Linked DNA regions of Homo sapiens: region 1 is linked to region 2. Evidence: read pairs that join two places in POLR2A ChIA-PET (ENCODE). Cell type or tissue: OCI-LY7. All regions are shown on one strand. Each heading gives the region's core, and the rest is flanking DNA. Links, peaks and the distances in the headings are about the cores only.

Region 1 (5,379 bases), core at 54-5,053, 150 kb after region 2:
TAGATGGGTGGATGTGGGAGGGAGCCACAGGAGAAGGGAACTATATTTACTAAAGTATGCGCTTGTTATCTCACTGAACTGTCACAGGAATCTTAGGAAATAGGTTTGTTTTCCTTTTATAATGGGGAAACCAAATCTTTTTTTTTTTTTTTTTTTTTTTTTTTTGAGACAGAGTTTTGCTCTGTTGCCCAGGCTGGAGTGCAGTGGCAGGATCATGGCTCACTGCAACCTCCGCCTCCCGGGTTCACGCCATTCTCCTGCTTCAGCCTCCTGAGTAGCTGAGACCACAGGTGTGTGCCACCACGCCCGGCTAATTTTTTTATATTTTTAGTAGAGACGGGATTTCACCGTGTTAGCCAGGATGGTCTCGATCTCCTGACCTCGTGATCTTCCCGCCTCGGCCTCCCAAAGTGCTGGGATTATAGGCGTGAGCCACTGCGCCCAGCGGGAAACCAAATCTTGATTTGGTTTTACTTGCCCAAAAGTGTCAGAACTGCGAATTAAACCTAAGTGTTTCTTTTTTTTTTCTGAGACGGAGTCTCGCTTTATCACCCAGGCTGGAGTGCAGTGGCGCAATCTCGGCTCATTGCCACCTCTGTCTCCCAGGTTCAAGCTATTTTCCTGTCTCAGCCTCCCAAGTAGCTGGGATTAGAGGCATGTGCTACCACGCCTGGCTAATTTTTTGTATTTTTAGTAGAGACGAGGTTTCACCCTGTTGGCCAGACTGGTCTCGAACTCCTGACTTCATGATCTGCCTGCCTCGGCCTCTCAAAGTGCTGGGATTACAGGCGTGAGCCACCGCGCCCGACTTAAACCTGAGTGTTTCTAATTTTACAGCCTGGAGATTCTGTGCACAGCACAGCTCCTGGATGCTGTTTACGTAGGTGTGAAAGAAACCTTCTAGCTCGGCAATTCCGTGATCTTGCTCAAGGTCTTTCAACTCTGTCGTGTTTATTCTCTCGAGAGCAGCCGTTCTTCAACGGTTTCCTCTGTGAGACTTTATATTCTAAGATGCTTTAGTACTTTAGTAGATGGAGGAAATTTGACAAATAAACAGAATTGAAAAACATTGCTCTTTGATCATGCCAGTTTGTAATTTGAGCTCCCATCTCAAGCTACTCTGAACTTCTTGAAAAATATTTGGCTATAGAGTCATTATTGGATTAGAGCAGCGATTTTTCTCAGCCAGGTGTTGACTGTGATACAGAAAATTTCCAAGTTACTTTCCACATACTTAGATGTCAAGGGTTTGATTTATTTTTGATAAAAATATGTTTGTATTTATTTTTCAGATTATAAATTCATATGTGTTCATTTTTTGAAAATTGTTAAATACAGAAAAGTAAAAAAGAATAGAAAAGTTCATTCGTGAGGCTGCCACCCCCAAAATCAGAACTCTTCACTGTTTGGATTTACCTTACCTTTCCAGTATTATTCCTGAGCAAATATTACATGTGTTTTTCTTTTTTTTAGTTAAAAAGAATTTAGGAGGCTGGGCGTGGTGGCTCACGCCTGTAATCCCAGCACTTTGGGAGCCCAAGTGGGGGATCACCAGAGGTCAGGAGTTTGAGACCAGCCTGACTAACATGGTGAAACTCCATTTCTACTAAAAATACAAAAATTACCTGGGCTTAGTGGCGGGTACCTGTAATCCCATCTACTCGAGAGGCTGAGGCAGGAGAATCGCTTGAACCCAGGAGGCGGAGATTGCAATGAGCCGAGATCGTGCCATTGCATTCCAGCCTGGTTGACAGAGCGAGATTCTGTCTCAAAAAATAGAATTTAGGGCATAATGGTCATAGAAACTTAACATGTTTTATACAATATGTGATCATTTCTATATGTATTTATATAGCAAACATTTAGCATTTACTATGTACCAGGCACTTATTTCTCATTGAACAGTTTTGAATATTATAAAAGGTTAAAAAGAGGGTAAATTCCATTGACCCCTTTCTCTCTTTCTATTCCTGTTTCCCAGAAGTAACCACTGTAATAGTTTTTTGTGTATCCTTCCAAATCCTATTTGCATATTCAAAGCAGATGTATGTGACTATTAAAAACACACCGGGAGTTACAGTATATAAACTTTGTATAAATTAAGGCAGCATTTATAGTAACTTTTTTAATGCTTTGAGAGGTGCTACAAAGCCAGAAAATTTTGTAATTTTTTAAAAAAACTTAGTTATTCCATTTATACTTTTTACAATTTTGTGGTTTCTGTCCTATTGAAAGTTGTTCAAAATGAGAATGGATGTTGATTATGATTTTTTTCAGGATACTTCTAGAATTACTGGCTCCCATAAAACAGAACAGCGGAATGCTGATCTCACAGATGAGACTTCACGACTTTTTGTAAAGAAAACAATAGTAGTGGGCAATGTGTCCAAGTGAGTATCCAGTTGAATTTATTTTTATTTGTCCATTTGTGTTAATATTTTGGCATTAATACTCTTACAGTGTTACAGTAGGAAGCAGCCTCAGGGATTCTTTTTCCCAAGCCCTTAGTTGTTTAAAAAGTAAACCACAGTCTAGAGACTTTATTAGGGTAATTTTGCTCCTTAGTGAGCAAAGTCAGAATTTGAATCTAGGTCTCCTATTTTTCTTTTCCTTTTTTTGAGACAGAGTTTCGCTCTTGTTGTCCAGACCAGAATGCAATGGCATGATCTTGGTTCACCGCAACCTCCCCCCGCCCGGGTTCAAGCGATTCTCCTGCCTTAGCCTACCGAGTAGCTGGGATTGCAGGCATATGCCACCACGCCTGGCTAATTTTGTATTTTTAGTAGAGACGGGGTTTCTCCATGTTGGTCAGGCTGGTCTTGAACTCCCGACCTCAGGTGATCCATCCACCTTGGCCTCTCAAAGTGCTGGAATTACAGGTGTGAGCCACCGTGCCGGCCTTTTTTTTTTTTTTTTTTTTTTTATCGTTTTATTAGTCTTTTTATACAAATAGCCAGGGGACCTAGGTATCCTATTTTTCATTTGGATATTATTTTCTCTGTACTGCCTCTATACTGTGACATTTTGCCTTGCCTTGCACAGTATCCACAAAGGATAAATAAGGGGAAGATGTTTGTTCCAAAATATTGCTAGAGAAGAGGCAGTATAATAACCCCTACCCTTGCTTGTGCAGTTTGTAGAATATGCTAATTGTTAGGTATTTGAAAGCCAGTAGAGAATGGTAAATCCTCAGATACTGCCCTCAGCTCGAATGTTCAAATCTTCATTTTGTCTCTCCATTTACATTCCTGCATTTGCCATTGTATTAGTCTGTTTTCACACTGCTAATATAGACATACTCGAGACTGGGTAATTTATAAAGGAAAGAGGTTTGATTGACTCACAGTGCCACATGGCTAGGGAGGCCTCACAATCCTGGCGGAAGGCAAGGGAGAAACAAAGCCATGTCTTAAGTGGAGGCAGGCAAGAGAGCTTGTGTAGGAGAACTACCCCTTATAAAACTGTCAGATCTTATGAGACTGATTTATTATCACGAGAACAGCATGGGAAAGACTCACCCCCATGATTCAATTACCTCCCACTGCGTCCCTTCCAGGACGTGTGGGAATTCTGCAAGCTACAATTGAAGATGAGATTTGGGTGGGGACACAGCCAAACCATATCGGCCATTTACTTGTGATTGGCACGTCCAAAGCTGAAACCAGATTCTTCTCCCTGGAAAACCTATTTCCTGTTCTTTTCTTCTGTTTTGAAATGGGAGGATGTAAGTGTGATGGGTTCCTTTGACTTTTTGTTCTTCTTCAAAATCTTACTTCAGGTCTTTTTCTGGGACTCTAAGGCAAACCAGAGAGGTTTGTATCTAACAAGTCATTGGGACATGAGAATAAAGTAGATAAGTCTTTTCGGTCACCCATTTGTGTTAATACTTGGGCGTAATACTCTTATTATCCTGGTGTTACAGTAGGAGGAGGCCTCAGGGAATGTTTTTTCAAGCTCTTTGTTGCTTCAAAAGTGAACCAAGGTCCAGAGATTGGAGTCTCTGCGTTAGTGTGTCTGTCAGTCTTTCCCTGAGAATAAAATAGGGCTTGGTAAAAATTTCTAAGACATGAGCTCTTACACAAATATATTTCACCAATTGTGTCAATGTGTGTAAGTTTGGAAGAACTTTTGACTACTCTGAACCAGTTCTGTCTTTAGGGGCCTTAGCGAATTCCTAAAAATGTTGATTTGGTTGCCCAAACTGAGATGTTTTTAGTTTGTAACAAAAGGTTGCTGAGCAGATCTTAAAGGCAGAATTCCTCCAAGCTCCAGAGCCATGTACTTGAACAGTATGATCTCAGGCTGTCTTGGAGCAGCTTCATCATTTTTGCCAAGTGTCTAGGGGTAGATTAGGACGTTATAAATCCTCTAAAAACATAAAAATGTTAAGTAAATATTTGGCCAAGATGTAAATAGATGGAAGGGATTAAATTAATTTGATGGAGGAAAATTGATTGGCTAGGATTCTAACTGGTAGTGTTTTAAACTAATTTTCTCATGAAGTTTTATTTGCTGATCCCCTCCCTCATTAGGCATATTCCCTCTATGCTATCTCTTTGTGATTTTTATCATATTATGTGGCCATTTTCTATTTTCGTATATTTTTCTCAAATCAGACTGGAATCTCTTGAGGGTAGAAACTATGTCTTGTCTGGTTTTGTTTTGTTTTGTTTTTCCAAGACGGAGTTTTACTCTTGTTGCCCAGGTTGGAGTGCAATGGCGCGATCTCAGCTCACTGTACCCTCCACCTCCAGGGTTCAAGCGATTCTCCTGCGTCAGCCTCACAAGTAGTTGGGATTACAGACATGCACCGCCACACCTGGATAATTTTGTATTCTTAGTAGAGATGGGGTTTCACTGTGTTGATCAGGCTGGTCTTGAACTCATGAATTTGGGTGATCTACCTGCCTTGGCCTCCAAAAGTGCTGAGATTACAGGCATGAGCCACCACGCCTGGCCTTGTCTGGCTTTGTACCCTAACAGTATATATTTAGTAAGTATTTGATTGATGAATACATTGATATACGTATGAAAGGAAAAAATAAACATAACATACACAAACCTGGCGAAATTAATTTTAAAAATTAAAAAAAGAGAAGGCACAAATAATATTAGAAATACAAAAGAAGACGTAACTACAGATGCTGTACTATTAAAGAGATAAGAAACTATTAACTTCTTTATGCCAATACATTGAAAAATTTAGATGAAATGATTGTTTAGCCCCAATTTTCTTGTGGCCTAGTGGGTCTGCCTGAACTTCCAGGCCTGGCTTTTTCTGGGCCGACCTGTCTTGTAAAGTTGTCATCTCTCCCCAAATCAATCTGTAGGTATTCCTGTTAAAATCCCATCAGGGTTCATGACTTTCATGAGCTGGAA
Region 2 (5,379 bases), core at 213-5,212:
ATGTGGAACATGCAGGCTACTAGGAGAAAATAAAAAGTCCTAAATTGTATGGACCCTTTTAGACCCAATCTTTTTTTTTTTTTTTTTAGATGGAGTTTTGCTCTTGTAAGGCTGGAGTGCAATGGTGTAGTCTTGGCTCACTGCAACCCCCATGTCCCAGGCTGAAGCAATTCTCCTGCCTCAGCCTCCTGAGTAGCTGGGATTACAGGCGTCTGCCACCATGCCCAGCTAATTTTTGTATTTTTAGTAGAGACGGGGTTTGACTATGTTGGCCAGGCTGGTCTCAAACTCTTGACCTCAAGTGATCCACCCGCCTCAGCCTCCCAAAGTGCTGGGATTACAGGCAGGAGCCACTGCGCCCAGCCTCAACCCAATCTTTAATCATATATTTTCAGCATTTTATACTAGTCTTCAACTTAGTTCTTTTTCTCAAAAATCAAACACTCAGGACGGGCACAGTGACTCATGCCTGTAATCCCAGCACTTTAGGAGGCTGAGGCGGGCAGATCACCTGAGGTCAGGAGTTCAACACCAGCCTGGCCAACATGGAGAAACCCTGTCTCTACTAAAAATACAAAATTAGGCCGGGCACGGTGGCTCATGCCCGTAATCCCAACACTTTGGGAGGCCAAGGGAGGTGGATCACGAGGTCAGGAGATCAAGACCAGCCTGGCCAACATGGTGAAACCCTGTCTCTGCTAAAAATACAAAAATTAACTGGGTGTGGTGGCGTACGCCTGTAATCCCAGCTACTTGGGAGGCTGAGGCAGGAGAATCACTTGAACCCGGAAGGTGGAGATTGCAGTGAGCTGAGATCACACCATTGCACTCCAGCCTGGCGACAGAGCAAGACTAAGTCCCAAAAAAAAAAAAAAAAAAAAAAAAAAGCGGGGAGTGGTGGTGCATGCCTGTAATCCCAGCTACTCAGGAGGCTAAGGCAGGAGAATCGCTTGAACCTGGGAGGCAGAGGTTTCTGTGAGCCGCGATCGCGCCATTGCACTCCAGCCTGGGTGACAAGAGCAAAACTCCATCTCAAAAAATAAAAATAAATAAAAAATTTTAAAAAAAAATTCAGCAAATGGGCTTATGTCTAACGTACATTCAAATGAGAAAACAAAACCCACCACTCTGAGTTTGCTTAAAACTGACCATCTTTGTCTCAATTGTGTTAAATTTATGAGTGCTACTAGTATCAAAGGAGAGCTACCTAATTCCGTCTAGAGAAGGATCTCTCTGTAACACTCCAGCGGTCCACTGTGCCTGCCGAAGGGCAGGATTGCACTCACAACTGCAGACACAATTTGCAGAGTGCTATTGAATTGGGCTGCCTGGAAGGTCCCCAGTGAAGGATGCATTGATTGACCCTCTCCTGGTAAAGCTGGTCCACAGAGGGAACCAGCAACCTTTCCCAGGACAATCCTAGTATTATAAATTGTATCCTGCTGGGTGTGGTGGCTCACACCTGTAATCCCAGCACTTTGGGAGGCCAAGGCAGGAGGATCACTTGAGCCCAGGAGTTGGAGACCAGCCTGAGCAACAAAGCGAGTCTCCATTTCTACAAAAAATAAAAATATTAGTCAGGCCCAGTGGCAGGCACCTGTAGTCCTAGCTACTCAGGAGGCTGAGGTGACAGCATCCCTTGAGCCCATGAGTTTGAGGTAGCAGTGAGCTATGATCACGCCACTGAGTGCCATCCTTGGTGTCAAAATGAGACCCCATCTCTAAAAATAAAAAAAAAGTTGTGTTCTTTTTCCCCAGAGATACACTGCTATTTATCACTCCTATGAGAATTAGTATAGTGCAATGGCTAAGAGAAGGTACTCGGAGTCAGACTGCCTGCCTGAGTTTGAATCTCATCTTTATCATTTACTAGTTGTGTGATCTTGGACAAGTTATTAAACTTCATGTGTCTCAGTTTTCTCATTTGTAAGATAAGATTGATGGTAATAGTACCTAGCTCATAGGGCTGACAAACTCTTCAATTCAACATTTACTTTTTTTCCTTTATAATATACACTTGGCAGATTTAAGTCCAATGGGCTTAAATTGAGGATAGGATAGTCACAACGTCAAGCCCGCTTAATTGTTTCCATCTTTGTCTTACTTACATTAAACCTGACATCTATAGCCCAGTGGTACAGTCCTCAAATTGGGTCCTGAGAGGAGCATCACCTGAGAACTTGTTAAAAATGCAAATTCTCGGGCAGGCCCTACTCCAGCCCCACTGAATCAGAAACTCTGGGGATGAAACCCAGAAACTCAGGTTTTAAGAAACCATCCAGGCCGGGCGCGGTGGCTCATGCCTGTAATCCCAGCACTTTGGGAAGCCAAGGCGGGCAGATCACCTGAGGTCGGGAGTTCGAGACCAGCCTGGCCAACATGGTGAAACCCCATCTCTACTAAAAATACGAAAATTAGCCGGGCATGGTGGCAGGCGCCTGTAATCCCAGCTACTAGGGAGGCTGAAGCGGGAGAATTGCTTGAACCTGGGAGGCAGAGGTTGGCGTGAGCTGAGATCATGCCACTGCGCTCCAGCCTGGGCAACAGAGGGAAACTCCATCTCAAAAAAATAAATAAATAAAAAGAAAGAAAAGAAAGAAACCATCCAGGTGATTGTAATGCTCACTTAAGTTTGAGAACCACTGGCTTAACGTTTAAGATGAAGGGCCCTGGAACTAGCCTGCGTAGATTTAAAGCCAAGCTCTGCCACTTTCTCGCTGTGTAAACTTGGGCAAGTTGCCTAACCACTGTATCCTTTAGTTTCCTATCTGTAAAATAATAATAATAACAATGACAAATTTTTTTAAATTACAATAGATAAATAGATATAAGCAACTTCTTAGGATTATTGTTAGATTCTTAGGATTATTCTTAGAATGAAGTGAATTGGATAAATGCTTTATGTCAGGGTCCAGTTAGGAGATGGAAAACAGATGAGTTGTTTTAACAGTGAGAATTTAACACAGAGAATGCTTAGCTAGGTAATAAAGAATGAACGATGTAACTGAAAAAGCAAAAAGAGAACAATAAGCTATCACAGAGGTAAAAACTGCAGGAAGCAGCTTGTAGGGCTGAGAGAACAAAGGGAAGAGGTTGCCGTTATTAAGACTTAGAAGCTCAGAGGGGAGTCCCATGGGACTGAGACACAGACTTCTGAGGATGAGGTACCGGCTGGCTGTCAGCCATCTCTTCAGAGATGCAATGAGGCTGGCTTTGCCAATTGGAAAAACTGCAAGCTGGATTGAACTGCTTCTGCTAGACTGAAGAAGCAGCATTGCTGGATGATAGTGACAGGCACAGGAAGTCAACCAGAAATAAATGGAAAGCCAACGGGAAAACGTCCCTTCTTTCTCATCCAGTCCTGCAACCTCCCTCTAATGGTCCTTTATTAATAGAGCCTAACAGGAAGAAGGGGACAAAGGAAAAATGCAGTTTGCAGAGTTCCAGCCCCTGCATCACACAGCCAAATATAGAAGAGTGGGAGACAAGTTTGAAGCTGAGGGACAAGAGTTTCATCGCTGACACAGTGCTCAATAATTGTTAGTTATTCTAATAATCACTAGTATCAGAATTTTATTTCCATTACACACATTTTTATAATATAATGAGGGCAAGGTACAGTCAATTATTTAAATAATTGAACACACATACAGGATCACTGCTAAAGCTGAACTAATGGCTGGCAGGCTGGAACAAAACCATGTGGCAGGTCATTTGTCCACTGATACACAGCAATGTATCGGTGGCCTTCGAAATTAACCTATGAAAAGCCACCATGTAATATGCATGTGTGATATGTACGGGGTATAAGAAAACTTAAAATTTGCAAATCAAGGAATCAGCGAGTAGTACCTCTATTTTATAGCTCAGGAAATGAGGGAGAGATTGTTCACCCAAGTCATGCAGCCAGTAAGTGGCAGAGCAGGGATTTGAGCTGAGGTCTGATTCCCTGTGCCTCTCTCTATTTCCTCTCTGTTGAATGAAGATGAGTAGCTATCCCACAGAGCTATTAGGAGGACTAAAGAAGTTAATGCATGTAATGGGTTTGGCACATAGCCTGGCATATTATAGAGAGTTCAACAAATGTTGGCCATTGTTAGAATTCCAAGCCTGGAGTTGTTTCTATCATACCAGGCTATCCCATACATGCGTTCATTGTCAAAACTTTACAGCATTTGCAGGATCGAACTGCAAAGAAGAAGAGAGATGAAGTTGGAAAAAAATGCCTTTAAAAATTCTTTTAATCGTAATCTATTTGCTACCAAATCTTTCTGAGGGCAATCATTCATTGTGGACTCTCAATTATAGACAAATACTTATTGAGTACCAGCCATATATACAGTAATTGCTGGAGACGTAACACTGAGACGGTCACAGCCCCACCTTCAAGCGTCTCATCGTCTCTTTGGGGACTTAGGCGGCAGAGATGATGCAGAGTGAGGGCTGTGATGGAGGGCATACTGGATGCTCCGGGAGCCTGTAACAGGGGAACCTGACCTAGACTCGAGGAAGCCAGAGAAAGCTTTCATGGAGGAAGTTACATCTAAGTTGAAAGCTGAAAGACATAGGAGAGTGTTAAGCATTCTAAACAAAGGGACCAACGTGAAAAAAAGAAAATGCTTAGAGGGAAGAGGGAGCAAGAGGCATTCAGAGATCTAAAGGAAGCTGATTGTGGCATGGAGGTTGGGGTGGCCAACAGGTAAAACTGGAGAGGTCCCAGAGCCTGTTCCTGAAGGAATATGTGAGCCACAGGACCCTGGGCATGAACTGGAGGGCAGTGTAGGACGCTGGTCTTTAAGAAAGCCAGTGACAATCAGATGTACACTTAAGATCTACCCTGGCTATGGTGTGGAGGATGGCTTGAAGTGAGGTAAGACAAGAGGTGAGGAAATCAGAAAGCTGCTTCCTGCTGCCCACAGATGAGAGAAGACAGAGCTCTGAAATAGGGAAGGGGCTGAGGGGATGGAGGAAAGTGAATGGATTCAAGAAATATTTAAAAGGTAGAGCTGATGGGATTCGGTAAATGATGCAACCTGGGGAGCAAGGGACAAGGTAGGAAAAAACGGAGAAATCAAGGAAAACATCCAAGTTTCTACTTTGGGCATTGGACAGATGGTGATATCCTTTACTGAAGGTGCAGGAGGCAGAGCAAGTTTGAGGAAGGAGATGATGGGTTTACATTTAGACAAGTTGAGTCTGAAGTATACAAGGGTCATCTCGATGATGAAGAACTGTAGGTAACTGGATTCTCTCTAAGCCATCACATGTCTCAGTATCCCACTTCAACTGGTGACCACGGTCCTCCTCTCTAAGCCGCAGAGCTCTCCATAAACCAACCAAGAAGTGCTTTGAGTACCACCTGTTGTCTAGATATTATTA

The links. ChIA-PET counts read pairs that join two places held together with the same protein. Peaks named below come from ENCODE experiments on the same cell type or tissue, not always from the same donor. Only the 100,000 strongest peaks of a DNase experiment are listed, where the experiment ranks them.
Region 1: POLR2A ChIA-PET joins it to region 2 with 5 read pairs; 4 of 35 experiments call an interaction of 5 or more read pairs at or near these places.

The regions. Positions count from the first base shown.
Region 1 is chr3:183,722,142-183,727,520 of GRCh38, forward strand. It overlaps YEATS2 (YEATS domain containing 2), which reads left to right. Exons shown (of 31, transcript NM_018023.5): 6 at 2,278-2,390. Among named protein-coding and RNA genes, the nearest start is that of YEATS2, 27 kb to the left of the region's middle. In OCI-LY7, for the core only: no CTCF peak of the experiment used is centred there; no DNase peak of the experiment used is centred there.
Region 2 is chr3:183,573,514-183,578,892 of GRCh38, forward strand. No RefSeq gene overlaps it. Among named protein-coding and RNA genes, the nearest start is that of KLHL6, 20 kb to the left of the region's middle. In OCI-LY7, for the core only: no CTCF peak of the experiment used is centred there; DNase peaks (open chromatin) are centred at 2,168, 3,138, 4,468 and 4,868; H3K4me3 peaks cover 3,208 bases; H3K27ac peaks cover 4,826 bases.